Regions from separate parts of the Homo sapiens genome. Here region 1 is linked to region 2. A link is a loop called in an ENCODE intact Hi-C map of the cell type or tissue named here. Cell type or tissue: mammary epithelial cell. All regions are shown on one strand. Each heading gives the region's core, and the rest is flanking DNA. Links, peaks and the distances in the headings are about the cores only. Region 1 overlaps RPRD1A (regulation of nuclear pre-mRNA domain containing 1A). Region 2 has its middle 21 kb from the start of RPRD1A.

The links. A loop is a pair of places that touch in the nucleus more often than their neighbours do. Peaks named below come from ENCODE experiments on the same cell type or tissue, not always from the same donor. Only the 100,000 strongest peaks of a DNase experiment are listed, where the experiment ranks them.
Region 1: it touches region 2 in a loop (6-fold over the local background); 29 of 110 quality-filtered maps call a loop at or near these places.

The regions. Positions count from the first base shown.
Region 1 is chr18:36,009,307-36,026,036 of GRCh38, forward strand. The region is part of intron 6 of RPRD1A (regulation of nuclear pre-mRNA domain containing 1A); the gene reads right to left. Among named protein-coding and RNA genes, the nearest start is that of RMP24, 45 kb to the left of the region's middle. RefSeq lists a silencer at 15,740-16,034. In mammary epithelial cell, for the core only: a CTCF peak has its summit at 8,553 (motif pointing right); no DNase peak of the experiment used is centred there.
Region 2 is chr18:36,080,034-36,096,763 of GRCh38, forward strand. No RefSeq gene overlaps it. Among named protein-coding and RNA genes, the nearest start is that of RPRD1A, 21 kb to the left of the region's middle. RefSeq lists enhancers at 4,616-5,170, 6,279-6,832. In mammary epithelial cell, for the core only: no CTCF peak of the experiment used is centred there; DNase peaks (open chromatin) are centred at 8,418 and 9,198; H3K27ac peaks cover 1,390 bases.

The sequences.
Region 1 (16,730 bases), core at 5,745-10,744, 72 kb before region 2:
TCCCCCGTTCCAAGCTCCAACACAGGCAGACTCCTCACATTGCTACCTGGCCCAAGAAAGGAGGATATGGAGGGGTTTACCCGCCATTCCACTGCAATGGAGTCACTGTGTGTTGTTCCAACCTCCTGCTTCTAGGTGTCTCACTTCTGACATGGAACGTTTGTGTGAATGCTTCCACCTTTACAACAGTACATGCTAGGATGTGAAATCTTTAACTCAATCCTGTCACTGTTCCATCTTCTGTGAATACTGCCTATTCTGGGGCACCCACAGCATTTCTTCTCTTATTAGGGCAGAGATATTACATATACAATTTCTTCATTTCCTATGTCTCTATTTACTTCATCAATACTTATCTTTTTGGCAATCTTTATCAACCATTATGAATAGAACTTACTGTGACAATGGAAATGTTCTTTATCTGCATTACCCAACATGGTAGCTAACAGCCACACGTGGCTAGTGAGCACTTCAAATGTGCCTACTGCTACTGAGAAACTGGATTTTAATTCTTATTTAATTTTGATTAAGTTAAACAGCACATGTGGCTGGTGGCTGCCTAGTGAACAGTGCAGCTCTGTAACTCCACAGTGCACCCTCTCAACCCCTGCATTTCATCTGTCTCTCCCCCATTTCATTCCCGTCTCCATTTCATTTCTCTCCCTTCATTATATCTATCTTTGCCATCAACAGACATGTAATGTAGTATGTAAGATATATTTACATACATCTTTGTAATATATGAATTTTGTATACTATATAATATGGTATGATATGTTAGTTATTTAATATAAGGACAGAATATACTGTTTTATGTAATTCTTTATTATATTCTAACATATATTCTCTTTTCTATAAATTCTAGGAAAAGCTGAAGATGGTCAGACCTGGTGGCACACACCTGTAATGCCAGCACCTTTGTGAGGCCAAGGCAGGTGGATCGCTTGAGCCCAGGAATTCAAGACAGGCCTGGGCAACACAGCAAGACCTTGTCTCTATAAAAAAAATAAAAAATAAAAATAAAAATAAAAAAAAGATCAGTCAGGTGTGGTAGTGTGTGCCTGTAGTTCTAGCTTCTTGGGAAGCTGAGGTGGGAGGATTGCTTGAGCCCAGGAGCTCAAAATTTCAGTGAGCTATGATCGTGCCACTGCACTCCAGCCTGGGCAACAAACAGAATGAGACCCTGTCTCAAAAAAAACAAAACAAAACAAAAGCTGCAACTCAGTCTAACACCTTAAAATAGAAGTTAAGGGTAGGACATCAATGTCTTTTGTTTTCTCTACAAAAGAGAGTGAAAATCTAAATCAGGCAAGGAAATGGCACAAACACCACTTTAATTGTATCCAAGTGTCCTAACTTCATCAATCATATTTGAGAATACTGGCAGGTGGGGGAATATGGGGAGGAGAAAACACTTCGCACCAACTTGATTTCTGAAACAACTACTTCCAAGAAATCATGAAGAAGTGCCAAAAGGGTAAACAGCAAATACTTTATTACCTCCAGTTGAAAGGAGATAGATTTCATAAACAGCAGACAAGTAGGCTTGACTCAGATAAGCCAGAATCTCAAAAAACTGATTCAACATATTGTTTAAAACTTGGGAACCCAGTTGCAATCACTGAGATACTAAGATTTAACTAGCAAAACAAACACTTCCTCTTTGGGAGGACCACTGCGCTATAGACATAAAAATACTACAGACATCTGAAAACTCAAGAATATCCCCATAAAACTACATAATTTCACTGGTTAAACGCTAGAGATATGCTAGCTAGAAAATCTCCAAGTTTTTTTTGTTGGGGGCTAAAACCTCTGAGGTATTTACTGTATGTGTGGCAGTTTTAAGCACCCAACTCACTTAAATCCCATAATAACCACATAAAGTCGGTACAATTATTATCCCTATTTTACAGACAAGGAAACAGAGGCCAAATGTGTTGTCCAATGTCACAGAGCTAGTAAGTGGTGAAGCAGGACTGAAACTTAGGTAATACTGCTCCAGAGTCCCCACTCTTCACTACAAAGCTAATCTGCCCATCCAAATGTTAACTAATTTAAGACCAAAGTCAACCAGGAAAAGTTAATAACCACTGTCCTCTTTTCTGGCCTTATATCTTCAACATGTAAAAATATTTTATTTTTTTCTATAATTAAAATATATTCTTAAGAAATCAGCAGAAGAAACAAAGCCAACAGAGCCAAAATAAGAAATGACAAAAGTCAAGTTTTTTAAAAACTCGACAAGCTAAAACATTGATTCAGCAAGATAAAAAAGATACATATATTTTAAAAACTAATTATATAAGAACCTGATGAACATCTCCAACATTAACAATGGCAGATGTTAAAAAAGAGAGGTTTGAGATAGTCCCAAAATTAACACAAGCAAAAAATGCCAATGCCAAAAATGTGCACCTTCCACAAACAAAAAAGCTCAGGGCCTATAAGTAAAATAATAGCTTATATGCAGCAAAAATAAATGTCATAAACTATTTATGCCACAGTAAAGATTTTGTAAGAGTCCACCCTTGTCTACAATTTCACCTTCCATGATTTCAGTTACCTAAGATCAATCTTGGTCCAAAACTATTACATGAAAAGTTCTAGAAATAAACAGTTCCTAAGTTTTAAATTGCATGTTGTTCTGAGTAGCGTAATTACATCTTACATAATTACATCTTTTTGTCCATTCCACCCAGGACAAAAATCATCCCTTAATCCAGCATGTTGTATATGTTACCACCCCCATACAATGTGACTGTATAGAAACAAGAGTACAGTCATACACTGCATTACATTTTGGCCAACAATGGACTGCATATACAACAGTGGTCCTGTAAGACTATAATGAAGCTGAAAAATTCCTATCACCTAGTGACCATTCCTATTGCCTAGTGTAGCCATCCTAACATCATAGCACAATGCATTACTCATGTGTTTGTGGTGACAGCCATGCTACCAGTTGTATAAAAGTACAGTACAATTATGTACAGTATATAATATTTGATAATGAAAATAAATGACTTCGTTACCGGTTTATGTATTTACTACACTTTTTATTGTTAGAATATACTCTATAAAAAAAAGTTAACTGTAAAATGGCCTCAGGGCCTTCAAGAGGTATACCAGAAGGCATTATTAGATACACAAATACTTACCAGTGTATTACAACTGCCTACAGTATTCACAACAGTAACATGCTATAGAGGTTTGTAGCCTAGAAGCAATAGGCTATACCATAAAGCCTCAGTGGGTAGTAGGTATACCATCTAGGTTTGTGTAAGTGCATGCTACAATGTTCACACAATGAAAAAATGCCTAACTATGCACTTCTCAGAATGTATCCCATCGTTAAGTGACACATGAATATATACAGTGTATAAGGTTCAGTACCACCAGAAGTTTCAGGCATTCACTATGGGTCTTGGAAAACATGCCCTGAGGATAAGCAGGGGACTACTGCATTTACTGAAGTTTGTTTAAATAGTCTCTATTCAAAAGAATAATTAAAGATGTAAAAATTCATTAATGTTTATTAGTAGGCTAATTAAACAGTATTTTGCATTTACATTATATAGGTCCGAACATTCCTACAAGACTTTGCCAAACTCTGAAGGTGTGAATATTTTAGTCATCACTCCAAATCATTTTAACAAGGACAGCTGTGACTGCTGTGGTTTCCAGAGGTACAGGGAGGATTCAGGGAGTACAATACCAGAATAATTGGATGGCGGGGTTGGTGTGCTGGCAAAAATAGAGGCAAGGTCCCAGTCAGATCTGGGCTGACTCAGCAAATTCTGGCACTAACATCTACAACTCCTGATTCCTTCTTGACTTGACCTGAGTTGTACAATCTGTGAACTAGCCAAGCAAACACAATGATAAATCCCTTTCTTCAACAGAGACCACAAAAATCTGACAAAAAAATCTAAGTTCCCAACATTAGACAAGCAGAGTTCTCATGCAGTAAGGAAGAATTAGTATAACAAAAAATGGCAACAACAAAACCATAGGAAATAGTGAAGGAAAATGAGAAAAGTGAGGCAAAACAAAAGATGAGCAGCGTGAAGATTCAGAACATTCAATATACCTATAATAAGATTTAAGAAAAAAACTATAAACTGAGAAGCAAAAATAAAAGACAACTTGGGTCTTCCCAATATAAGGGCACATCAAATATCAAGCAAAATTAATGAAAGACCAATATCCGAGATAGGTGCTAGTCAGTTTAGGATAAAGGAAAAAAATACAATATCTAGGCCAAAAGACAAAAAGATATTCAGTGAAGCTGTTGTCCACGGGTGAACAGGAAGGAGAGCCACTCTCAGACATGCAAAGACCTGCGCCATTTTTGTTGCTCTTCATGACATCTTTATTTTTATCCTTTATTTTAAAATATTAAAATGTAATTTTTCTTTTTTCTGGAATATCTTTACAAGTAAAAAAAAGTTTTTTTACATTTCTGACACATGAATCAAGTAAAATTTTATGTGAGAAATAATGCATGAATAACGATAATGAAACAGTAAAACGTTTCAAAAATAAAATTTCTTAAACACCAACAAAATGATCTATCTAGAATCCTATAAACAAAACAGGTCCATAAAAAACCATAAGGAAGGAGTCTGAGAGAAACTCAGATAATGGGATATTGTTTCAAGTCATGCATTTTCAGTATTTGTGGTTTTTATTATCTTCCTGTGATTTTTGGTACTCCACATTTTCTCCACAGTGTGAGTATATAAATATACACACACCTACATACACATACATATATAAAAGAATATATGTATTTGGACAAATATTTTTTGCTAATTTCTTTAAAAAGCTTATAAATTTCTATTACTGCCAGCATGTGTCATAAATATTAAAAATAAACAAATAAAAAAGCATATAAATTTCTAGCAATTGTCCAGAAGATAGAACAGACTACTCTCAAAACAGTATGTTCCCTTTACACCAGAAACTTCCAAGCGGAAGCTGGCTAAACTATCTCATCTTTCAGGAAATATTCCAGAATCATTTCCAGTAAAAAGTCAGTTAGATGGTCTCCAAATTCTTTCTAGTTCCCGACTATAACAAATATCATCAACCTAAAATGACACCATCACTTACAACAGAAAACAACCTGATTTTAAAATAGGCAAGGCTGGGCGCCATGGCTCACGCCTGTAATCCCAGCACTTTGGAAGGCCAAGGCAGGCGGATCACGAGGTCAGGAGATCGAGACCATCCTGGCTAACACACGGTGAAACCCCGTCTCTACTAAAAATACAAAAAACAATTAGCCGGGTGTGGTGGCGGGCGCCTATAGTCCCAGCTACTCGGGAGGCTGAGGCAGGAGAATGGCGTGAACCTGGGAGGCAGAGCTTGCAGTGAGCCGAGATCGCGCCACGGCACTCCAGCCTGGGCAACAAAGCGAGACTCCGTCTCAAGAAAATAAATAAATAAATAAATAAAAATAAAATAGGCAAAGGACTTGAATAGACATTTCTCCAAAGCTAAACAAATGGCCATAAGCATATGAAAAAGGTGTTCAATATCATTAATTATTAGGGAAACGCAAATCAAAACCACAATGAGATACTACCTAATATACATTAGGATAGCTACTATCAACAAAGACAGAAAACACCAAATGTTGGTGAGGATGTGGAGAAAATGGAACCCTCGTGCTCTGTTGGTGGGAATGCAAAATGTTGTAGCACTATGGAAACCAGTATGTCAGTTCTCAAGAAAATTTGAAAATAGAATTAATGTATAATCTAGCAATTCAACCTCTCAGTAAATGCCCCCAACAAGTTGAAAGTAGGGTCTCACATACACACACACACACACACACACACACATATATACACATATATACACACACACACACACACACACACACACACATTCACATACTTTTTTTTTTTTTTTTTGAGACAGAGTCCCACTCTGTCGCCCAGGCTAGAGTGCAGTGGCGTGATCTCCGCTCACTGCAACCTCAGCCTCCCGGGTTCAAGTGATTCTCCTGCCTCAGCCTCTCAAATAGCTGGGACTACAGGTGCCAGCCACCACGTCCGGCTAATTTTTGTATTTTTAGTAGAAGCAGGGTTTCACCATGTTGGCCAGGCTGGTCTCAAACTCCCGACATAAAATAATCCACCCACAAAGTACTGGGATTACAGGCGTGAGCCACCATGCCCGGCCTCAAAGATATTATTTGTACACCAACAGTCCATAGCAGCATTATTCACAATAGCCAAGAGGTGGAAGCAACCCAAGTATACAGCCATGGACAAATGAAAACATGCAGTGTATACATTCAATGGATTACTATTCGGCCTTAAAAAGGAAGGAAATTCTGACATGTACTACAAATTGGATGAACCTAGAGGGCATTATGCTAAAGAAATAAGCCAGTCACAAAAAGAGAATACTGTATGCTTTCCCTTATATAAGGTATCCGGAATAGCCAAATTCAGAGACTGAAAGAAAAATTGGTGGCTGGGTGAAGGCGGAAATGAGAAATTGTTGAATGGGTAGGTACAGAGTTTCAGTTCTGCAATATGAAGAGTTCTAGAAATAAGGTGCAAAATCATGTGAATATAGTTAACACTAGTGACCTATATACATTTAAAAATGCTTAATATGGCAAATTTTATGTGTATTTTACCTGAAGTTTTTTAAAACAGTAAAATAAAACTATACCATCCCTGTGCACCCAGAATTTGGTCTACTAGTTACTTTCAATCACTACATACATTTAAGTAATCTGATAAAAGGCAAAGAGAAAAAAACTATGTAAAATAAATGCTTCTGATACTTATTACCAAACTGTCCTCCACAGAGTGGACCAAATGAATTTACATCAACAATATGTTAAGAGTTCCCATTTCCACAACCCCATGTCATTACAAAGAATATCTTTTCTTTTTTCTTTTTTTTGAGGCAGAGTTTCACTCTCGTTGCCCAGGCTGGAGTGCAATGGCACAATCTTGGCTCACCGCAACCTCCACCTACTGGGTTCAAGCGATTCTCCTGTCTTAGCCTCCCGAGCAGCTAGGATTACAGTTGCCTGCCACTACACCCAGCTAATTTTTGTATTTTTAGTAGAAACAGGGTTTCTCCATGTTGGTCAGGCTGGTCTTGAACTCCTGACCTCAGATGATCCGCCCGCCTCGGCTTCCCATAGTGCTGGGATTACAGGCATGAGCCACCGCGCCCGGCCTGTTTTGTTAAAACTGTAACTAACTCAAGCATGAAAACCATATCTCCTTTTGCTTTTTTTAAATTATTTTACTTCTAGGAATTTATGAGAAGACTATCACAGATAAGCCAAAACTTAGTTGAAGGGTGATTCAGAGCAATGTTTTCAGTATCAAACTGGAAGTAACATAAATGCCAAAAGGTGATTTAAAGCACTGTTCTTCAATAGCAAGGAACTGGAAGAAATATAAACGCTAAACAGTTAGCTGGCTAAACAAATACTACTTCCATAGAACAATGTAATTTAGCTATTAAATGAGATTTATAATCACATGAAAATTTTTATAGTAAATGTGCAAAAAGACACTATATAAAATGACATGTACAGTCTGATTCTATCCTTCTAAATCTTGCCAAAAGGTATTCAATGGGTGATAAAAATTTTGGATGGTATCTGCATGTGCTTATCAATGGTTTTTCAACTATGATAAGCATGTACTACTTTTGCAATAAAAAAAAAAACTGCCAGGTGCAGTGGCTCACACCTGTAATCCCAACACTCTGGGAGGCGAGGGCAGGTGGATCACCTACCTGAGCCCAGCAGTTCGAGACCAGCCTGGGCAACACGGTGAAACACTGTCTCTACAAAAAGCACAAAAATTAGTCGGGAGTCGTGGCACTCGCCTGTAGTCCCAGCTACTCGGGAGGCTGATCACCTGAGCCCTGGGAGGTCGAGGGTGCAGTCAGTCATGATTGTGCCACTGAGCTCCAACCTGGGTAACAGAGTGAGACCTTGTCTCAAAACACACACACACACACTTCACTGCTACCACCCACTGTAGTTCAGGCTTTTACTGCTGAGCACATTTTTCTAATTAAGTTGCATCTGGTCTCCCTACTGCTAATCTCTCTCCAATCTAATCCACTCAACAACTATAACCATTTTCAGACACTGCCAACACCACCACTCCTTTCTTCCCTTTGGCCTGTTATCAACCTCTACTGGGCCTGACATTCAAGTGCCCTCCACAATGTGGCTCCAAACTACTTTTCAATCTCATCTCACTTCTAAGAACTGATACAGTAACAACAAAATGTAATCTTTGTTAGCAGTTTATTAAGGACTTCGTCTCAAGAAAGCGTAACTGCCTATATGCATCATTGTTTTAACCATCAGAGTTCTATGAATGCCTCTCTTGACAGTAATTAGCATTAGTATTGATATTACATTTCCATTCCATGAATGAGTGAACAGGCACAAAGGGCAATAGAGTGTAAATTCCTCTCTGTTACATACTTTAACGTAAAAGAATGAACACTGGCTTAAGGACTCTGGTTTCATCTGTAGCTCCCGCTCTTCCACTAGATGGCACTATTACTCTTTACAAATTCAGTACTTATACAATGCTAAGGATTACTACTGTTCATTTCTTATTCACGTTATTCTCACATATTGTTAGTGTTATTCTCCTACAGAAGGGGAAAAAATGCAAGCTGGTAAAATAATTTTACAATTTCAAGACGATAATTTACTCCTTTGTTCAAAATGCTCAACTGCAGCTCTACAAACTGCATGCCTTGAACACACAGCCCACTTAAGACTTTTTAAGTACTGGACTCTGCTAAAATGATTTAACCAATTATGTTGGATATAATTTTATTCAAAATCCTCAAGTGTCTTTCAATCATTTTTATTTATTAAAGTATCATTCTTTTCTGATTTAGCTACAAGTAAGTTACCAATTTTAAATATATACCTCTTCCAAGTTACACTTTTTTTTTTTTTTTTTAAAGAAGGAGTCTCGCTCTGTCGCCCAGGCTGGAGTGCAGTGGCGCAATCTCGGCTCACTGCAAGCTCTGCCTCCTGGGTTCACGCCATTCTCCTGCCTCACACTCCCGAGTGGCTGGGACTACAGGCGCCCGCCACCACGCCCAACTAATTTTTTCTATTTTTAGTAGAGACGGGGTTTCACCGTGATAGCCAGGATGGTCTCGATGTCCTGACCTCGTGATCCACCCGCCTCGGCCTCCCAAAGTGCTAGGATTACAGGCGTGAGCCACCGCTCCCAGCCCCAAGTTACATTTCTAATGGCATTCATTTACTTAACACAAACACCTGAGTGCCTACCAGGAGACAGAAACTACTCTAAGCATTGAGGGCATGGTAATAAATATGAAAAACAAAACAAGGTTCATCTCATGAAACTCACATCCTAGTGGCAGGTGCACATGAAAACTAAGTATATAAAGTATTAATAGAAAGAATATGGAAGAAAAACAAAAACCAAAATGACAATGTAATACAGTTGGGAAGAGGGGGCCAGAGGAATGAGTAGATGGGACCAAAAGAAAAGGATGTAGGACTCTCTGAAGACTTGACATAGGAATATAAACCTGAGTGGAAAAGGAACCAGCTAAGGAAAGAGCAGGAGGCAAGAGCATTCCAGTCCCTCTCTGTTAACAATCAGCAAAGCAAAAAGCTCTGATTTTAGAACATGCTTGATATACCTGAAAAACAAAATGCAAGCCAAGATGATACAAGATGAGGTTAAATGGTGTCTGAGTTCAAAATAAGATCCAAAAGTGTAATGGGGACCATTGATTTTTTTTTTTTTTTTTTTTTTGGAGACAGAGTCTCGCTCTGTCGCCCAGGCTGGAGTGCAGTGGCGTGATCTTGGCTCACTGCAAGCTCCACCTCCCGGGTTCACGCCATTCTCCTGCCTCAGTCTCCCGAGCAGCCGGGACTACAGGAGCCCACCACCACGCCTGGCTAATTTTTTATATTTTTAGTAGAGATGGGGTTTCACCGTGTTAGCTGGGATGGTCTCGATCTCCTGACCTCGTCATCCACCCGCCTCAGCCTCCCAAAGTGCTGGGATTACAGGCATGAGCCACCGCGCCTGGCCCATTGATGAGTTTCTAAAGAGGAGTGTGATGGGATCTGATTTCTTAAAAGATCCATATGGTTGCAATGATGTAGGGAGATATGAGAGGGAGCAGAAGATCATCTTATAAGCCAGGTAGTACATGACAACCACTTAGACAGGGGTGGTTTGGCAGCAGTTATGAAACATGTATGTTACAGTTCTACTTAATTAAGACATAAAAAGTCTTCCATTTATATGATAGAGCAAACTCATGTTTATCTGCTCCCTCCCAATAAGTCACTAAAATAATAAAGCAATTTACACAGGCAGAAATCCACAAGCACAGAGGAAAGTGGACCACAGCATACCAATGTCAAGAACCTGTTGGACGGCCGGGTGTGGTGGCTCACGCCTGTAATCTCAGCACTCTGGGGGACCGAGGTGAGCGGGTCACCTGAGGTCAGGAGTTTGAGACAAGCCTGGCCAACATGGCAAAACCCTGTCTCTACTAAAAACACAAAAATTAGACAGCCGTGATGGCGCGCACCTGTAATCCCAGCTACTCAGGAGGCTGAGGCAGGAGAACTGCTTGAACCCAGGAGGCAGAGGTTGCAGCGAGCTGAGATCACGCCACTGCAGTCCAGCCTGGGTGAGAGAGTGAGACTCCATCTGAAAGAATGGAAGGGGAAGGAAAGGAATGGAAAGGACGAACCTGTTGGAAGATGAGGACAGCTGCAACAGGAAATAATGACCGAAAGTAATGTAATTCATCCTGAGGAATTCTGGATATGTTCCGGACTTTGCAGTACCAGTCTCCTTAATATGTAATGATAAGTCTTAAGGTTGACAAGAAGGATCAACTAAAACTCTACACGAATCTGGTAAAACCCTTATCCCATATAACTAAAAGATGGAAGATAAGAAGCTCAGCAAAAGAGTGTGCGCATCTAGGGACCCAAATCACAGTGCTAAGAGGTAAAAGCACTGTTCAAAAAACAGATGTCCTATGTTATCTAACCAGCAAATCTGGTGTGTTTTCCTCTGGAGAAAATGAATGGCCTTGGACAGAAGGCTTATAGATAATATTCAGAAATCATCAAAGAAGGCAATAAGACTGGTTAACAGGATCAAGTCTTTAACATGAATCAGCAATTTCATCTTTAGAAATTTATCAGAATTATTAACGGATCAATATGTGAGTGAAAAGTTAACTGAAGAGATGTTCTCTGAAATTCTGTTAAGAATAGAAAAGCAATAAAAATAAATAGTCTGAGCAACACAGCAAAACCTCATCTCTGCAAAAAAATAAAAAATTGGCCAGGCATTGTGAGGTACACTTGTAGTCCTAGCTACTTGGGAGGCTGAGGCAGGAGGTGTGTGAGGTTACAGTGAGCTATGATCTTGCCACTGTACTCCAGTGTGGATGACAAAGTGAGATCCTGTCTATTTAAAAAAAAAAAAGTAACAGAGAACAGAGCAGTTAAATAAATTATCATACATCCATATATTAAAAGGAAAACAATGACATGTAAGATGCATATAATGTATTACATGAAAAAGAAAGGACAGAAAATGCAGAGCCCATAAACAGGGCTAAGTCTTTTGCTTAAGTAACTTTTTCCCTTTGATGGAAATAATTACTTGTATTATCAACAACTAAAAGATTACACGATTCCTGAAAAAACTCAGTTAAACATAAAATATTTTAGGACAATATTTAGACCTCAAAAATATAAATTAAGAAACTAGTCACATGCTTCTTTGAAACATCCACAGAGCTGCATCTTACCAAATTCTAAATTTAAATCAAATACAGCCATACCTCGTTTTATCATGCTTCATTTTAATACACTTTCAAGATACTGTGTTTTCTTATAAGCTGAGTTTGTGGCAACCCGGCACCAAACAAGTCTAGAGGTACCATTTTCCCAACAGCATGTGCTCACTTAAGTGTCTGTCAAATTTTGGTATTTCTTGTGCTATTTCAAACTTCACTATTCTTATGCATTATGGTAATCTGTGATCAGTGATTTAAGACAGCAAACTTAATCCACACACATTGTGTTCTCACTGCTCCACTGACTGGCTGTCCCTGTCTCTCCCTCCCTATTTGCTGAGACACAACATTGGAATTGGGCCAATTAAGAATCCTACCATGGCCTCTAAATGTTCAAGTGAAAGAAAGAATCATAGGTCTCTCACTTTAAATCAAAAGCTAGAAGTGATGAAGTTTAGTGAGGAAGGCATGTCAAAAGCCAAAACAGGCCAAAAGTTAGGCCACTTGCACCAATTAGCCAAGCTGTGAATGCAAAGGCAAAGTTCTCGAAGGAAACTAAAATCGCCACTCCAGGCCTGGTGTGGTGGCTCATGCCTGTAATCTTAGCACTTTGGGAGGCTGAGGCAGGAGGACTGTTTTGAGTCCAGAAGGTCAAGACCAGCTTGGGCAACATAGTGAGACCCTGTCTCTACAAAAAAATTTTAAAATTAGCCAGGCATGGTATCACATGCCTCTACTTCCAGCTACTCAGGAGGCTGAAGTGGAAGGATTGCTAGAGCCCAGGAGGTTGAAGTTGCAGTGAGCCGTGATCAAGCCACTGCACTCAAGCCTGGACAAGAGTGACACAATATCTCAAAAAAAGGTGGGGGGCTACTCTAGTGTACACACAAAGAAGAAAGCTAAACAGCCTTACTGGTGATATGTAGGAAGTTTCAGTAGTCTGGATAGAAGATCAAACCAGCCACATTCCCTTAAACTAAAGCCTAATTAATCCACAGCAAGGCCCAAACGCTCTTCAATTCTATGAAGCCTGAGGGAGGTAAAGAAGCTACAGAAGCAAAGTTTGAAAGTAGCAGAGGTTGGTTTATGGAAAGAAGCTGTCTCCGTAACTTCGAAGTGCAGAGTGAAGCAGCAAGGGCTGAACTAAGAACTGCAGCAAGTTACCCAGAGGCTCTAGCTAAGGTCGTTGATGACGGTGGCTACACTAAACAACAGATTTTCCATGTAGAAAAAAGAGCCTGGTACTGGAAGAAGATGCCACCTGGGACTTTCATAGCTAGAGAGAAATAAATGCCTGCCTTCAAAGCTTCAACAAACAAGCTGGCCCTCATTAGGAGCTAAAGTAGCTGACGACTTTAAGTAGAGGCCAATGTTCATTTACCATTCTGAATAATTCTAGAGTCCTTAAGAATTATGCTAAATTTACTCTGCCTGTGCTCTATAAAAGAAACAAGTATAGATGACAATACATCTATTTACAGCATAGTTTACTGAGTATTTTAAGCCAACTGTTGAGACCTGCAAAATATTACTATTGGCCAGATGTAGTGATTCCCACCTGTAGTCACAGCACTTTGGGAGGCCCAGGTGGGAGGACTGCTTGACCCAAGAGTTCAAGACTAGCCTGGGCAACACAGCAAGAACTCTTCTTTACAAAACATTTAAAAATTAGCCAGGCATGGTGGCACACACCTGCAGTCCTAGCTACTTTGGAAGCTGAAGCAGGAAGATAACTTGTACTCATGAGTTCGAGGTTACAGTGAGCTGTGATTGCATGACTACTCCAGCCTGGGTGACAGAACAAGAGACTGTCTCCAAAATAACAATAATAAAAAATTACTATTGACAACATACCTGGTCACCCAAGAGCTCTGATGAAGATGTACAATGTGACTAGTGTTCATGCCTGCTAACACGTGTTCTGCCACTTATAGATAAAAGAGCAATTTTGACATTCAAGTCTCACTATTTAAGAAATACATTTCGTAAGGCTATATAGCTGCCATAGTCATTCCTGTGATGAATATCGGCAAAGTAACTGAAAACTTTCAGAAAATGATTCACAATTCTAGATGGCATTAAAAACATTCATGATTCATGGGAGGAGATAAAATATCAACATTAACAGGAGTTTGGAAGAAGTTTACTCCAATTCTCATGGCTGACTTTGTGGGGTTCAAGACTTCAGTGGTGAAAATAACTGTAGATCTGCTGCAAATAGCAAGAGAACGAGACACAGAAGTGGAGCCTGAAGATGTGACTGAACTGCTCCAATCTCATAAAACTTGTTGGTGAGGAGTTGCTTCTTATGGATGGGCAAATAAAGTGGTTTCCTGAGATGGAATCTACTCCCAGTGGAGATGAAATGACAACAAAGGATTTACTTGATAAAGCAGTAGCAGGGCTTGAGAAAATTGCTTCTAATTTTGAAAGCAGTTCTGCTGTAGGCAAAATGCTATCAAATGTACTGCATCCTACAGAGAAATCTTTCAAGAAAGAAGTCAACTGATGCAGCAAACTTTATCACTGTGTTAATAAACTGCCATAGCCACATCCTTCAGCAATCACCACCCTAATCAGTCAACAGCCATCAATATCAAGGCAAGACCCTCCACCAGCAAAGACTATGACTAACAGAAGGCTCAGATGATTAGTCTTTTTTAGCAATGAAGCATTTTTAACTAAGATACGTACATTTTTTATATGTAATTTTATATGTAATCCTAATGCTTAGACAACAGTAAAGTGTAATTGTAATACTTAGACAACAGTAAAGTTGTAAACATAACTTTTGTATGTACTAGGAAACAATGTCAAAGTCAAAATGTCATTTTAATTCTCCTATTCATGTATGCCTTCCAAGATAATAAGCTAACTGAAAAACAGTTTATGCAATACTTTCAACTTCATAATGGTAAAATGATTCCTATAGCAATCCCTAAATATTATAAATGTAAACTAAAGTTATTAATAGTCTATTTTAACAGTTATCTCGTGTGTGTGTGTGCACGCGCACGCGCGTGATGGAGTCTCGGTCTGTCGCCCAGTCTGGAGGGCAGTGGTGTGATCTCAGCTCACTGCAACCTCCACCTCCCAGGTTCAAGTGATCCTGCTGCCTCAGCCTCCCAAGTAGCTGGGACTACAGGCACCCACCACCACACCTGGTTAATTTTTTTTTTTTTTTTTTTTTAAGTAGAGATGGGGTTTCACCATGTCAGCCAGGCTGGTCTTGAACTCCTGACCTCAAGTGATTCACCCAGCTCAGCTTCCCAAAGTGCTGAGATTACAGGCGTGAACCACCACACCCGGCCCAACAGTTATCTGCTTCTGCTTAGTAACCAACTATAGTCAGAAGTTTCAAAAATAATGATTGTCTTAAAACACAAATTTTAAACCACTTCATGTTTTCATTCATTACACATGCTTTAATAATGGCTTCCTTAAGAAATATGAAATGGCCAATTCCCGAACTGATACTTTAAATTTATGTTCCATTATCAAAAATGCAGCAACAAATGACACATCAGTATCTGGTCAACCACTGTTAATGTTCAAAGATACACAATAGATGAAAATTACTTGATAGTATCACAGCTGATTCAGAAAACATAAATCTTCACCTCTCAGTCTCAACTTCAAAGTGATGCCACCTACTTGGTACAAAAAAGTCTAAATATCTCAAATCATTTCCACATCTTCTACAAAGGAATAACATAGTTCTAAGTGATAATTTACAAAGAGTTCTGTGGAATAACTTTCAAGTTTATTTCTGTACTTGTAAAGAGTATTTACTTGTTAAAAAACAGCTGAACATAATTGAGGTGATTTCTTCTTTATAATATAAAATCCAGTTATGCAGAAGAACAACAAAAAAAGTTCCTAGAAGGCTTTATTTCAAGACAGTGATTACCTCTGAGAAGAGAGGGAGCAGAAAAAGTTGGAAAAAATAGGACTTTAGCATTTGCTTTAATCTTAGATTTAAGTAAAAACAGGAAGCAATGTGTCTTTTTGATGAAGTGCACTGGCTCTGGAGGCAGATTCTCTGCGTTCCAAACAACTCACTAGCTCTTTGTGACCTTAGGCAAGTTACTTAATCTTCCTGTGCCTCAGTTCTGTATCTATCAAATGTGGATAATACATCCTGCTGTGTAAGATTAAATGAGTTGCTTATGTGAAGTGCCTAGAATAGTACCTGACACATGAATGTTAACATTATTATTATCATCAGCCTCATAATCTATGACTGTCAACTATGAAATGTGGCTGGAAGGCACTGGGGGAAAAGGGGGTTGTGGGGAGTGGCATCTGATCTATTTTCTACAGTTACACTTCAAATATAAATTCTGTTTTTGTAAACAGTGACAAATGACCATCATCATAAGTGAGAAAGTATAAAGCAGAATAAAGTTACAGTCTTCTCTTCAATTTTCAAAAACATGAGACAATACAGGCTTCAGGGTTTGATATTTATTTTTAGCAGGAAGAATATACTAATGGTGACGACATCGTTAGAAGATACGCCCATGTCCAATATCTGCAACAGAAGCTCAATAGAAGTTAAAGAAACCATACTAAAAGACTAAAGACAAAAATTGTATGACATTACTTACCCTTAATTCTGTGGACAATAAAACAATTAACACTATGTTTAAAATTGAGGTTTCATCACAAGGTGAAATAGTGGCAAGTTAATTATCAAATTCATCTTTTAAAAAAAAAAACCATCTTTTCCTTTCCATGTAGAAGTGGGCAACCTCTTCAAAGGTATAGTGGCCACCAACTATCATCATCTGAGGGTATTTATACGAGCAGAGAAGGAGTAAATTGCAAAGGAGTAGTGCTAACTTGAGAGCTGGGAATTTGAGGTGGGAATAATTAAGTAGCAGCTCCCA
Region 2 (16,730 bases), core at 7,091-12,090:
GAAAACAACAGCTAATTCCACTGCCTCCAACATCCTGGCAACTGGTGATCTTGAGTCTGTCCATGTGACAACTTCACTGCTAGCATAACCAGCTTTTGAGAAAGCCAACATACTAAACACATCTACAAGCAAGGACTCTCACAGAGTCTACTTCTCTCCCCTATCACCTCCACCAGAGCAGGTGCAGGTATCTACAGCTGGGAGACCTGAAGACAGATGGCATCACAGGACTCTTCACAGGTATTCTCCAGCAACAGACCAGAGCCAGAGCCTGGTAGCACCTCTGGGTGTCTAAACCAAGAAAAGCAATAACAATTACTTCCTGAAGTCTGGCTCACAGGAAGCCCCATCCCTAGAGGAAGGGGAGAACACCACATCAAGGGACCACCCTGCGGGACTAAAGAATCTGAACAGCAGCCTTGAGTTCCAGATTTTTCCACTGAAATAGTCTACCCAAAATAGGAGGAATCAGAAAAATAATTCTGGTAGAACGACAAAACAAGGTTCTATAACACCCCCAAAAGATGACACTAGATCCCCAGCAATGGATCCAAACCAAGAAGAAATCTTTGAATTGCCAGGTAAAGATTTCAGAAAGTTGATTATTAAGCTACTCGAGGAGATACCAGAGAAAGGTGAAAACCAATTTAAGGAAATTTTTAAAAAATACAAGATATGGATGAAAAATGCTCCAGAGAAATAGACATTATTAAGAAAAAACAATTATAACTTCTGGAAATGAAAGACACACTTAGAGAAATACAAAATGCATTGAAAAATTTCAACAATAGAATTGAACAAGTAGAAGAAAGAACTTCAGAGCTTGAAGACAAGGTCTTTAAATTAACCCGATCAGACAGAAACAAAGAAAAAAGAATTTAAAAAAATAAACAAAGCCTCCAAGAAATTTGGGATTATATTAAACAGCCAAACCTAAAAATAACTGGTGTTCCTGAGAAAGAAGAGAAATCTACAAGTTTGGAAAACATATTGAGGGAATAATTGAGGAAAACTTCCCTGACCTCACAAGTGATTTGGATGTATAGACATCCAAATATAAGAAGCTCAAAGAACACCTGGGAAATTAATCACAAAAAGATCATCATTCAGGCACATAGTCATCAGGTTATCTAAAGTCAAGACAAAGGAAAGAATCTTAAGAGCTGTGAGGCAAATGTATCAGGTAACCTATAAAGGAAAACCTATGAGATTAACAGCAGATTTCTCAGCAGAAAACCTACAAGTCAGAAGGGATTGGGTCTTATCTTTAGCGTTCTCAAACAAAATATCTGCCAGCCAAGAATTTTGTATCCAGCAAAACTAAGCTTTCTAAATGAAAGAGAGATAAAGTCTTTTTCAGAAAAACAAATGCGGAGAGAATTTGCCACCACCAAGCCAGCACTACAAGAAATGCTAAAATGAGTTCTAAATCTTGAAACAAAACCTTGCAAAATAGAACTGCCTCAAAGCATAAATCTCACAGGGCTTATAAAACAATAACATGATAATAATTTTAAAAAACCAAGGTATTCAGACAACGATTAGCCTGGTGGATAGAAGAGTAACTCACATCTCAATACTAATGTTGAATGTAAATGGCCGAAATGCTCCACTTAAAAGGTACAGAATGGCAGAATGGATAGAAATCCACCAACCAAGTATCTGCTATCTTCAAGAGACTCACCCAATGCATAAGAACTCACATAAACTTAAGGAAAAGGGGTGAAAAACGCTATTCCATGTAAAGGGAAACCAAAAGTGAGCAGGAATAACTATTCTTATATCCGACAAAACAGACCATAAAGCAACCAATAGTTAGAAAAGACGAAGAGGGACATTATGTAATAACAAGATCAGTCCAACAGGAAAATATCACATCCTAAATATATATGCACCTAACACAGGATCTCCCAAATTTATAAAAAAATTATTATTCAACATAAGAAATGAGATCGATAGCAACACAGTAATAGTGGGGGACTTCAGTACTTCACTGAGAGCACTAGACAGGTCATCAAGACAGAAAGTCAACAAAGAAAAAATGGACTTAAATTATACCCTAAAACAAATGGACTTAACAGATATTTACACAACATTCTACCCAACAACTGCAGAATACACATTCTTTTCATTAGCACATGGAAAATTCTCCAAGATAGACCATTTGGTAGGCCAAAAACCGAGTCTCAATACATTTATAAAAATCAGAATTATATCAAGTACCTTCTCAGACTACAGTGGAATAAAATTGGAAATTCACTGCAAAGGGAACCCTCAAAACTATGCAAATACAAGAAAATTAAATAATCTGCTCCTGAATGATCTTTGGGTCAAGAATGAAATCAAGATGGAAATCTTAAAATTCTTTGAACTGAACAATAATAGTGACACAACTTATCAAAACCTCCAAGACACAGCAAAAGTGGTGCTAAGAAGAAAGTTGATAACATTAAATGCCTACATCAAGAAGTCTGAAAGAGCACAAATAGACGATCTAAGGTCACACCTCAAGGCACTAGAGAAACAAGAACAAACCAAACCCAAACCCAGCAGGAGAAAGGAAGTAACAAAGATCAGAGCAGAACAAAATACAGTTGAAAGAAACAAACAACTAAAGATAAATTAAACAAAAAGCTGATTCTTTGCAAAGATAAATAAACTTTATAGACCATTATCAAGATTAACCAAAAAAAGAAGAGACAAGATCCAAACAGGATCAATTAGTAATGAAATGCGAGATATTATTATACAACTGATACAGCAGAAATACAAAGGATCATTCAAGGCTACTAGTTTTCATGCACACAAACTAGAAAATCTAGAGGAGATGGATAAATTCCTGGAAATATATAACCCTCCTAGATTAAATTAGGAAGAAATAAAAACTCTGAACTGACCAATAACAAGTAGCAAGATTGAAACAGTAATTTAAAAAATTGCCAACAACAAAAGAAGTCCAGGGCCAGATAGATTCACAGCTGAGTTCTATCAGGAATTCAAAGAAAAATTGGTACCAATTTTACTGAAACTATTCCAAAAGATAGAAAAAGAGGGAATCCTCCTTCAGTCATTCTGTGAAGCCAGTGTCACCATAATACCCAAGGCAGGAAAGGACATAACAAAAAAAGAAAACTACAGACGAATATCCCTGATGAACATAGATGCAGAAATTGTCAAAAAATACTAGCTAACGGCCGGGCGCGGTGGCTTACGCCTGTAATCCCAGCACTTTGGGAGGCCGAGGCAGGCGGATCACAAGGTCAGGAGATTGAGACCATCCTGGCTAACACGGTGAAACCTCGTCTCTACTAAAAATACAAAAAGTTAGCCGGGCGTTGTGGCAGGCGCCTGTAGTCCCAGCTGTTCGGGAGGCTGAGGCAGGAGAATGGCGTGAACCCAGGAGGCGGAGCTTGCAGTGAGCCGAGATCGCACCACTGCACTCCAGCCTGGGTGACAGAGTGAGACTCTGTCTCAAAAAAAAAAAAAAAAAAAAAAAAAATACTAGCTGACTGAATCCAACAGCATATTAAAAAGATAATACACCATGATCAGGTGGGTTTCATACCAGGGATGCAGGGATGGTTTAACATATGCAAGTCAATAAATGTGATACATCACATAAAGAGAATTAAAAAGAAAAATTATATGATCATCTCAATAGATGCAGGAAAAGCATTTGATAGAATCCAGCATCCCTTTATGATTAAAACCCTCAGCAAAATCGGCATAGAAGACACACACCTCAAGATAATAAAACCCATCTGTGACAAACTCACAGCCAACATTATACCAAGTGGGGAAAAGTTGAAACCATTCACCCTAAGCACTGAAGCCAGACAGGATACCCAATTTCACCACTTCTGTTCAACATAGTACTGGAAGTTCTATCTAAAGCAATCAGACAAGAGAAAGAAATAAAGGGCATCCAAATCAGTAAAGAGGAAATGAAACTGTCACTGTTTGCTGATGATGTGGTCGTATACCTAGAAAACCATAAAGATTCATTCAAAAAGCTCCTAGATCTGATAAATGAATTCAGTAAAGTTTCAGGATACAAAATCAATATACACAAATCAGTAGCAATGCTGTACACCAGCAATAACCAAGCAGAGGACCAAATCAAGATCTCAACCCCTTGTGCAACAGCTTCAAAAAAAAAAAGAAAGAAAGAAAGAAAGAAAGAAAAAATACTTAGGAATATATCTAACTAAGGAGGTGAAAAATCTCTACAAGGAAAACTACAAAACACTGCTGAAAGAAATCATAGATGACACAAACAAATTGAAACACATCTAATGCTCATGGATGGGTAGAATCAATATTGTGAAAATACCCATATTGCCAAAAGCAATCTATAAATTCAATGCAATTCCTATCAAAATACCATCATCATTCTTAACAGAACTAGAAAAAAATCATCCTAAAATTCATAGGGAACCAAAAAAGACCCTGCAAAGCCAAAGCAAGACTAAGCAAAAAGAACAAATCTACAGGCATCACATTACCTGTCTTCCAACTATACTACAAGGCTATAGTTACCAAAACAGCATGACACTAGTATAAAAATAGGCAAGTAGACCAATGAAACAGAATAGAGAACCCAGAAATAAAGCTAAATATTTATAGCCAACTAATCTTCAACAAAGCAAACCAAAATATAAAGTGGGGAAAGGACACCCTATTCAATAAATGGCACTGGGATAATTGGGAAGCTACATGAGGAAGAATGAAGCTGGTTCTTCGTCTCTCACCTTATACAAAAAAATCAACTCAAGATGGATCAAAAACTTCAATCTAAGACCTGAAATCATAAAAATTCTAGAAGATAACATCGGGAAAACTTATACACATTTGCTTAGGCAAAGAGTTCACGACCAAGAATCCAAAAACAAATACAACAAAAACAAAGATAAATAGATGGTAATGGCAGATGCAGGCCATCTAGAGTGGCCGCTGCTGTCACATGGGCTACAGAGGGGGGGCGCGGGTGGTAGCGGCAGGAGCAGCTGCAAAAGCAGCAACAGCAGCAGTGGGTCCCCTGTGCCCAGTGTTCCTGAGGCAGCCAACTGCACTGCCCCCACCCTTGCATGGCCAGGCAAGACCTATTCCAGGCCCAGAGGCTCTGCCACTCTGGACCCTGGCCCTGCGTCACTGCTGTCACCTACTGCCATTGCAGGGAAGGCCTGATGAGGTGGCAGAGCTGGGCCTGAGGCCAGCTAGAATCAGGGACCAGCGGGAGCTCCCTGGAGCCTGCCATGATAGGCTGCTATGATGGGGCTGGGTGGAGCCCCCCGCTGTGGGGGAGCAGCACAGTTGGGCATGGAGGGGTGGGCAGAGAGGGGCCCAGCGAGGACCTGGAGCTGCCACCCCAGGCTGCATGGAGGCACAGCTGGGGATGCCTGCATGCTCCATGGTGCAAGCAGGAGGCCCACCCTCCCAGGAGCAGGACTCAAGCTCTCGCACTCTGCACCCTAGATGCCATGGATGGTGGCAGGAGGGAGACAGGCTTCTGGGTGAAAAAGGGTGGATCCCTAGTGAGACCCCACCTTCAGGCCAGGGAGGGCTTGAAGGCTGGGGGCTGGGCTGCGAGTCCTGAGCGCCGGAATGAAAACTTGTGGTGTCTTTTTTCTGGGCCCATCCATGGCCACCCATGGACCAATCAGCACACACTTCCTCCCCTCTGAGGCCCATAAAAGCCCCGGGGTCAGCCAGAGCTGGACAGATGACAAGACGACCAGCTGCAGAGGGGAGGTACCCTCTCTGCTGGGAGCTGAACACTTGTTGGGATGACCTGCCTGCAGAGAGGAGCTACCCTCTCTGCTAAAAGCTGAACATTTGACAGGACACCCTGGATGCAGAAAGGAGCTGCTCCCTGCGGGGCTCCTCTGAATTGTCCTATTGCTCATAAAGCTCCTTTTCATCTTGCTCACCCTTCACTTACCTGCATACCTCATTCTTCCTGGTTGCAGGACAACAACTTGGAACTTGCTGAATGTCAAGGGTAAAAAAGCTGTAGCACAAACAGGACTGAAGCATGCCTCTTGCTCACCGTGTTGTAGGCAAAGAGAAGGAGAGAAGAGCTGCAGCCCTTCGGGGAGCCCATACCTGGGAGCTCCCTGAGCCATAACTATGACTGCCTCTTTGGGGCTCTGTGGTTTCTGGCATCTCCAAGCTTCCGGGTATCACCACGTTCCCCACTGCCAGCCATGGAAGCTGCTTGCAGTGAGCCTGGTCTGGCCACAGCCTCGCAGAGAGCTGGTGCCCATGCCAGCATGTGGAGCCGCCTGCCCCGCTGTAGCAGCTGGCATGTCTGACTGTACACAGTGGCCAGACCCCATGCTTGCTCACATACCCCTCACTGTTCCATGCCTGACTCACCCTTAGCAGACATGGGATCCGGGCCTTTGGGAGGCATGTGATCCAGGCCGGTAGTGTGAGCTGAGCGCAGCCTACCAGGCTGAGTGGGCAAAATGAGCCTAGTGAGTTTGAGCAAAACTTGGGCAAAGGTGCCACCAGCCACAGAGGTTTCTAGCCAAAAAGCAACACTCCAATGATTCCATAACAATGGGACCTAATTAAACTAAAAAGCTTCTGCACAGCAAAAGAAATAATCAGCAGAAGGCTGGACACGGTGGCTCACTCCTGTAATCCCGGCACTTTGGGAGGCCAAGGTAGGTGGATCATTTGAGGTCAGGAGTTTGAGACCAGCCTGGCCAATATGACGAAGCCCCGTCTCTACTAAAACTCCAAAAATTAACAGGGTGTGGTGGCTCATGCCTGTAGTCCCAGCTCCTTGGCAGGCTAAGGCATGAGAATCGCTTGACCCCAGGAGACTAAGGTTGCAGTGAGCTGAGATTGTGCCACCACTGCACTCCAGTCTGGTTGACAGAGTGAGACTGTCAAAAAAAAAAAAAAAAAAAAAAAAGAAGAAGAAGAAAAGAAATAATCAGCAGAGTAAAAAGATAACTCACAGAGTGGGAGAGAATATTAGCAAACTATACATCCAACAAAGGACTGATATCCAGAATCTACAAGAAACTCAAACAAATCATCAAGAAAAAAAATAATAATCCCTTCAAAGAGTGGGCAAAGGACATGAACAGCCAAGTCTCAAAAGAAGATATGCAAATGGCCAACAAACATATAAAAAATGCTCAATATCACTAATTATCAGGGAAATGCAAATCAAAACCACAATGTGAAACCACCTTACTTCTGCAAGAATGACAATAATTTAAATATCAAAAAATAACAGATGGTATCGTGGATGTGGTGAAAAGGGAACACTTTCACACTGCTTGTGGGAATGTAAACTAGTACAATCACTATGGAAAACTGTATGGAGATTCCTTGAAGAACTAAAAGTAGAACTGCTATTTGATCCAGCAATCCCACTACTGGGTACCTACCCAGAGAAAAAGAAGTCATTACATGAAAAAGACACTTGCACAAGCATGTTTATAGCAGCACGATTTACAATTGTAAAAATATGGAATCAGCCTAAACGCCCACTAACTGAGTAGATAAAGAAAATGTGGCATTCTACTCAGCCATAAAAAGCAATGAAGTAATGGCATCTGCAGCAACCTGGATAAAGTTGGAGACCATTATTCTAAGGGAAGTAATTCAGGGTTGGAAAACCAAATATCATATGTTTTCACTTGTAAGAGGGAGCTAAGCTATGAGGACACAAAAGCGTAAGAATGATATAATGGACTTTGGGGACTGTTGGGGGAAGGTCAGGAAGGGAGGGTGAAGGATGAAAGGCTACACATTGGGAGCCGGGCATGGTGGCTGCTTGGCACGGTGGCTAATGCCTGTAATCCCAGAACTTTGGGAGGCCAAGGCAGACAGATCACTTGAGGCCAGGAGTTCGAGATCAGCCTGGCCAACATGGTGAAACCTCATCTCTACTAAAAATACAAAAATTAGCCAGGCGTGGTGACAGGTGCCTATAATCCCAGCTACTTGGGAGGCTGAGGCAGGAGAATCGCTTCAACCTGGGAGGCGGAGGTTGCAATAAGCCAAGATTATGCCACTGCACTCCAGCCTGGGTGACAAAGTGAGCCCTTGTCTCAAAAACAAAAACAAAAACAAAAAACCCGATGGCTACACATTGTGTACAGTGTACACTGCTTGGGTGATGGGTGCACCAAAATCTCAGAAATTACCACTAAAGAACTTTCCCATGCAACCAAACACCATCTGTTCCCCAAAAACTATTGAAAAAAGTATTTAAAACACAAGAGTCAAAAAATAATTTAAACGTTTATGAAGTACAGTAAGCTAAGGTTAATATATTATTCAAGAAAAAAATCATTTTTACACATTTAATGCAGCCTAAGTGTATAGTATTTATAGAGTCTACAGTAATGTCCTAGGCCTTCACATTCACTCACTACTCACTTTCTGACTCACCCAGGGCAACTTCCAGTCCTGCAAGCTCCATTCGTGGTAAGTACCCTATACAGGTGTACCATTTTTTAATCTTTCATACCATATTTTTACTGTACCTTCTCTACATTTAGAAAGATTTAGATACACAAATACCATTGTGTTACAATTGTCTACAGTGTTCAGTACTATAACATACTATACAGATTTGTAGCCTAAAACAGTAGGCTATATGATATAGCCTAGTTGTATCATCTAGATTTGTGTAAGTACACTGTATGATATTTGGACAAAGATAAAGTTGCCTAATGGTGCATTTCTTTTCTTTTTCTTTTTTATAGTTTCTTTTTTTTTTTTCAGACAGAGTTTCACTCTGTTGCCCAGGCTGAAATGCAGTAGTGCAAATATTGGCTTATTACAACCTCTGCCTCCTAGGCTCAAGCGATCCTCCCATATCAGCCTCCCGAGTAGCTGGGGCTACAGGCAACACAACCACACCCAGCTAATTTTTGTATTTTTTGTAGAGACAGGGTTTCATCATGTTACCCAGGCTGGTCTCAAATTTCTTGGCTCAAGCCATCCTCCCGCCTCAGCCTCCTAATGTGCTGGAATTACAGACATCAGCCACCATGCCCGGCCTGGAACATTTCTTAAAAACATATTCTTGTTATAAAGCGACACATGACTGTGCATTCAATGGAAAATTATTCAGTCATTAAAAGAATGAAATTCTGGCCAGGCATGGTGGCTCATGCCTGTAATCCCAACCTTTGGGAAGACAAGTTGGGTGAATCACCTGAGAGGTCAGGAGTTTGAAACTGGCCCGGCCAACGTGGTGAAACACTGTCTCTAATAAAAATACAAAAATTAGCCAGGCATGCTGGCACATGCCTGTAGTCCCAGCTACTCTGGAGGATGAGGCAGGAGGGAGAATTGCTTGAACCCAGGAGGCAGAGGTTGCAGTGAGCCGAGATCATACCACTGCACTCCAGCCTGGGTGACAGAGTGAGACTCTGTCTCAAAAAAAAAAAAAGAAAGAAAGAAAACACGGAAGGAATGGAATTCTGATACATGTGAAAAATGAGTGAACCTTGAAAACATTATCTAAGTGAAATAAGCCAGACACAAAAGGACAAATTTTGTGTGATTCCACTTACATGAGGTACCTCAAATAGGCAAATCCATAGAGGCAGAAGGTAGAGTAGAGCTTAAACAATGGTAGGGGGAAGAGGGGAGGGAGGGAACAGAGAGTTATTGTTGAGTGGGTATAAAGTTTCTGTTTGAGATAATTAAAACATTCTGGAAGTAGATAGTGGTGATGGCTGCACAACACTGTGCATGTACTTAATGCCACTGAGTTGTACGCTTAAAAATGGTTTAACTGGTGGCGGAACATGGTGGCTCATGCCTGTAATCCCAGCACTTTGGGAGGCCAAGGCAGGCAGACCACTTGAGGTCAGGAGTTCAAGATCAGCCTGGCTAACATTTTAGTGAGACCCCTGTCTCTACTAAAAATACAAAAATTAGTCAGGTGTGGTGGCATGTGCCTGTAGTCCCAGCTACTCGGGAGGCTGAGACAGAAGAATCACTTGAAGCCCGGGAGGTGGAGCTTGCAGTGAGGCGAGATCACACCACTGCATTCCAGACTGGGCGACAGAGCAAGACTCCGTCTCAAAAAACAAGCAAACAGAAAAAGGTTTAAATGATAAATTTTATGTTATGTATATTTTGCCACAATAAAAAAAAGAAAACTCAATTTGAAATTGTATTATGGAAATTTCTAAGCATATACCAAAGTTAAAAGTATAATGGACTTCCATGTATCCATCACTAGTTTCAACAATTATCAATTCCTGGGCAAATTCTGCTGTTTTACCCACCACCGTCCCTACTGGATTATTTTGCAGCAATATCCAGGCATTTTATTCTCTGCAAATATTTGAGAATGTTTTTCCAAAATAAATTAAGCATTTTTTTTTTTTGAGACAGTGTCTCACTGTGTCGCCCAGGCTGGAGAACAGTACTGTGATCTCGGCTCACTGCAACCTCCGCCTCCCGGGTTCAAGCAATTCTCCTGCCTCAGCCACTGAAGTAGCTGGGATTACAGGCACGTGCCACCATGCCCGACTAATTTTTGTATTTTTAGTAGAGACAGGATTTCGACATGTTGGCGAGGCTGGTCTTGATCTTCCGGTCTCAAGTGATCCACCCGGCTTGACCTCCCAAAGTGCTGGAATTACAGGCTTGAACCATTGTGTCTGAACATAGTAAGCATTTCTTTACCAAGGATTTCCTATTCCTCCTCAAAACCCACATCAGATATCACCTCCTCTGTAAGACCATTTGTTTCCCATTTCCCTTAGAAGCAGCATGACCCATTCCTCTCTATGAGTATTGACAACTTCTTACCTATCCCTCTGAACCATGGTTTCTCAATCTTGGCACTGCAAGTTGTTCCCCTTATCCTAAATGTGTGGGGCACAGTGGCTCAGCCTGTAATCCCAGCACTTTGGGAGGCCGAGGTAGGCTGATGACTCGAGACCAGGAGTTTGAGACCAGCCTGGCCAACATGGTAAAACCCTGCCTCTAAAAACAAACAAACAAACAAAAATCCGCAAATGATTGGGACCAGAAGTATTAAAGATTTTGGATTTTTTGTGGATTTGGGAACATTTGCATATACATAATGAGATATCTTGGGGATGGGATCAAGTCTAAACACAAAATTCACTTATGTTTTATATATATGCTGAAGGTACTGTAATTTTATACAATATTTTAAATGATTTTGTGCATAAAACCAAGTTGAACCCTCAGAAAGCAAAGGTGTCATTATTTTAGTCACCCAAGTGGACAATTTGTGATTGCTTGTCATTACCATCATTCCTGGCTCTGAATTTATACGCTACCAATAAGCCATCATTTTCTTACACTTATTCACATGTAAGTGCTTAATAGTAAAACATGACATACACATCTGGCATGTGTGGAAAAGATGTATCAAAACTGAAGGGGCCTGGGAAAATCTTTTTTTCCCTTGGGGATGTTAAATAAACTGTGTGTTGTGCACCTGCATTTTGTCTGCAAATCATCATATAAAGTCAGGTATGGATTGTCCACTTGTGGCATCATGTCAGCAAAAATGTTTCCAATTTTGGAGCATTTTAGATTTTGGATTTTTGGATTAGGAATGCTTAACCTGGACTGATTTTGCCAGAGATCATTCTTTGATGTGGGAAGTGGTCCTGTGCATTAGAGGATGCTTCGCAGCAACCTGGCCTCTGTTAACTATTTGTAAGTAGCAAACTCCTCACTCCTTGTGACAATAAAAAATGTCTCCACACATCACCAAATGTCTTATATGGGCAAAATTGGCCCCAGTGGCAACTACTTCTTCAAAACTGCCCTGAAGAACTGCACTGCAGATATTTGCTTCTACATCTGTCTTCACTTCTCTTCTGCGAAATCCTAAAGGCCTGGACAACTTCTTCCTTATCTTAGGATAGCCAGTGACTGATTCTTGCTCAGATCTTCATAGGAAGCACCCTGAAAGGCCAAGGAAGCATTGGCAGATCTTCCTAGAACTTCAGGAAATCTGAGGCCATCACATCTAGCTCTAGCACTCCGTGTGGTGCCTTAATCACTTCTACAATGTCCCCTCCAGATTCTGTAAAGAATTCAAGCAATTGACACTTATCTCCCTGCAGGGGTGGGGGGCTCATTTTTAAAAAGTTTTTATGGTAAGCTGAAGCTTGCTGACTGTCTGACTTTACCCAGTGTCTCAATCCTTTTTTTTTTTTTTTTTTTTTTGAGACATTCTTGCTCTGTCACCCAGGCTGGAGTGCCGTGGCACGATCTTGACTCACCGCAACCTTTGCCTCCTGGGTTCAAGTGATTTTCGTGCCTCAGCCTTCTGAGTAGCTGGAATTACAGGCATGTGCCACCACACCCGGCTAATTGTTGTATTTTTAGTAGAGATGGGGTTTCACCATGTTGGCCAGGCTGGTCTAAAACTCTTGGCTTCAAGTGATCCACCTGCTTTGGTCTCCTAAAGTGCTGGGATTACAGGCATGAGCCACCCATGCCTGGACCCATTGTTCCAATTCTATTCTCTGAATTCTTATAAAATTAGCCTAACTTTACTTCCACATGATAGCCTTTTAGGTTTATGAAGACTACCATTATAATCATTCACTCAATCATTTAACAAATACATACTTGAAAAGGAGAAAAGCAACCACTGACATGTGCAGTTGGCCTGGCTCTATCACCTGGCCCTCTGTGGTGTTAGGAGCTCATCTGGCATCACAGACAGGTCATGGTATTCTTCTGATGAACATAAACAATCTCACAGAGCACCTACATCAGACAAGGGCACTCTATGACCTCGGTAAAGTGAGACAAAAACCAAACCAAACAAAAACAAGACCACTTCATAAATTTTATCCAAGAACAGGAAAAAATAAAGTCACTGTGTAAACCACAAAAATAGCCTCCTCTTCCTGCTAATATAACTGCTGCTTCTTTACCAATTATATCCTTAGCCTTGCTCTCTTCTTCCCCCTTCTAAAAAAAAATTTATTAAAATACCCAATCAGATAATTATTCCTGCTTCCTGGCATCATTCAATTCAGAGCAAAACCTCACTTCCTTGAAACCTCTGCCAAATCACCTAACTTAAGCCCAAATCCTCCTTGCTAACATACCAAGCCATTCCATGGTTCCCCCTCTTGTACATTCTCTTTCATGACAACAAGCCAAAAACTCAACTTGTTCAATTACAGGTATGTTCCTGGTGGTCTTTGGCTGGAAGGCATTGACATACTGAACACCTAATATAAGCCAGGCACTAGGGATAGGGCAATGAATAAAACAAACAAAAATCTGTGTCTCCGTCAGAGCTTCTGTGGAAGTGAAGAGTGAACCAGGTGAAAGCATAATATGGTGTGTTAGTTGTGCTATGTGCCATGTGGAAAAGTAATGTCGAGGAAGGAATATGGCTGTTGGGATTTTGGTTCACTAGGAACAGGCTTACTAAGGTGCCACTCTGAGATCTGAGGGAGGGGACATGTGACCCGTGCAGCTATTTCGGGGTGTTCAAAGAGCGAATGGCCAATACAAAGGCCCTAGGACAGGAAGGTGCCTGGGGTGGCTCAGGAGCAGCACGGAGAACTCCTGTGGCTGGAGTGGGTGATCAAAGAGGAGAGGAGTAGGAGACAGTAAGATGGGGCGTGAGGAGAGAACAATGATCAAATAGGGTCTTATAAACCACTGCCAGGATTTTGGCTTTTACTTTGCATAAGTGAGATGGGAAGTTGTTGCAAAGCGTTGAACAGAAAAATCACGTGGTTTCTTCTTCTTTCTTTCTTTTTTTCCTTTTCTTTCTTTCTGTTTTTTTTTTTTTTTTTTTTTGACAGAGTCTTGCTCTGTCACCTAGGCTGGAGCACAGTGGCATGATCTTGGCTCACTGCAGCCTCCGCCTCCCGGGTTCGAGTGACTCTCATGCCTCAGCCTCCTCAGTAGCTGGGATTACAAACACATGCCACTATGTCCACCTAATTTTTGTATTTTTAGTAGAGACAGGATTTTGTCACATTGGCCAGGCTGGTTTCAAACTCCTGACCTCAAGCGATCCTCCCACCTCAGCCTCCTAAAGTGCCGGGATTACAGGCGTGAGCCACTGTGCCCGGCCCAACATTTTTTTTTTTTTGTAAAATATCTTTCTAGCACACTACATTGTTTATCTATTTAACTTACTTCTTGTCCGCCTATTCTTTTTTTTATTTTTTTTGTAAAGACAGGGTCTCGCTATGTTGACCAGGCTGGTCTTGAACTCCTGGCCTCAAGCAATCCTCCTACCTCTGCCTCCCCAAAGTGCTGGGATTACAGGAGTGAGCTACTGACCCCAGCCTCTCTGCCTATTCTTACTAGAATAAACGTTCAATGAGAGCAAGGATTTGGGTCTATTTTTCTAATTAACAAACACTGCACAGAACAGTGTCTGGTTATAGTAGGGGCTCAATAAGTACTTGTTGAATGAATAGTTTTTGGATCCATTGTGACTTTTGTCTCACATCCATGAGCATGCTCCTTTGGCAGTGTTTCTCTAAAATGATCAGGGGATGTTCCAGCCAAATTCTGGAATAGTAGGATGTTTCTCCTTTGTTCAAACCCTGGCATTTTATGGTGCAGCCCAGCAAGCCTAGCCTGTTTGGCAGGCATATCAGCCACTTCATGCCTCCCTATCCAGAACCTTGTACTTTTCCTGCGAAGAAGAAAATCTACAGTCAGCCAACCCCTCGTAGCTCAGGATATGTGCTGTATCTCTAACAGTGGAATCACACATCTCATAGGAAATGGAGAAAAAGGACATCAGACATCCGACTGCAAAATCTCTTTTAAGAAAGGATGTCCCCAATAAAAGAACAAAGAAAGGAAGGAAGGAAAGAAGGAAGGAAGGCAGGAAGGCCCAGCTTGGGCAACATAGCAAGGTCTCATCTCTACTAATATATACATAAATAAATAAAACCGGCATGGTGGCGTGCACCTGTAGTCCCAGCTACTCAGAAGGCTGATGTGGGAGGATTAATTGAGTCTAGGAGTTTGAGGTTGTAGTGAGCTATGATTGTGCCACCTGCACGCTAGCCTGGACAACAGAGTGAGACCTTGTTTAAAAAAAAGGAAAAGTAAAGATGCCAAACTTGAACTCCCAAATTTTCAACTTTGGAGACCGTAGACAGGAGTTTAAGTTTCTTCTGTGGCATCAACTAGCTCTAGGACTTTAACCAAACCAATTAACCTCTCCAAACTTCGTTTTAGTCATCTGCAATATGAAACTAATAAGGCCTATATAGTAAGGCTGTTATGAGGATTGGGTAGAATTATGTAGAGGACTATAGTAGACCTTAGTAAATGCTATTTTTTCTTACTTCATAATCTCTTCCCATTTGCCAAATGTTTTCGGCTAAGATGAAGTGGGAGTAAAAATTAGCTGGGCGTGGTGGTGAGTGCCTGTAATCCCGGCTACTCAGGAGGCTGAGGCAGGAAAGTCACTTGAACCCGGGAGGCGGAGGTTGCAGTGAGCCGAGATCATGCCATTGCGCTCCAGCCTGGGCAACAAGAGCGAAACAGCGAAACTCCGTCTCAAAAATAAATAAATAAATAAATAAATAAATAAATAAATAAATAAATAAAGGACAACTGTGATATCTATTCTTTTGTATCTGGCTTTTCCCACTTAGCATATGTTTTCAAGGTTCATCCATGTTGTAGATAATTTTTTGTCTACAACGTTTTTGGAGATAAATTTGTTTTGTCTACAATTTTTTGTAGACAATTTTTAAATTGCATTTTCTTGTATGAGTGAGATTGAAATCCTGTAATATGTAAGCTTTTATATGATAAAAAGCCATTTGCGTCTTTCTCCATGACCACTTAATTCATGTTTGTAGTCCATTCCTCCTATCCAAGAATAGGAAATAACTTTACATGTACTCAAATATTTTGGCCCATCAGCAGCATTTGAGTTTCTCTTCACATACTTCTTGCACAGTTATGTTAAATAAAACTAGTTCTTTAAATTTACACCAAAAAAATAGCTAGTAATTGAACACTAGTAGCATCATTTCTAAATTAGTCATCTTCTCAATTTGTAAAATTTGAAGTTGTGTTAAAATTCCACAAGGTGGCAGACTGGTTCTACTAAGTTGGGCTTACTGCATGGGTTTAAATAACATCCTAAATGTGTTATATGCATTCAATGGAATAGTATTTAGCTTTAAAAAAGTGATATTCTGACACATGCTTCAACATAAATGAAAAAACTTTGATAAGATTATATTAAGTGAAATAAGCCAGTTACAAAAGGACACATATTGTATGTTCCACTTAAATGTGTAGTCAAAATCAGAAAGACAAAGTAGAATGGTGTTTGGCTGGGAAAAGAAGAAATGGGGAGTTATTGTTTAATGGATCCACAGTTTCACTTTCAGAAGACATAAAAATTCTGAATATGGATGGTGGTGACGACTGCACAACAATGTTAGTGTACTTAATGCCACTAAATTGTACACTTAAGAATGATTAACAAGGTAAATTTTATGTTATTGTATATTTTACCACAATAAAAAAGATGGTAAAAAATAAGATTCAAGTAAAGAAATGTATAAAGAATACAAAAGTCTTCCACTGTACTGTGTATCCTTCCAAAATTTCTGTAAGTACACCCACACCCAGGTGTGGTGTGTACTCAATATTTTACACTGTATTGTTCAATCAAGAGAAATATCCACCTCATCCTTTTTTAGAAAAAAACTTAGGAAAAGTTACTTTTTTCC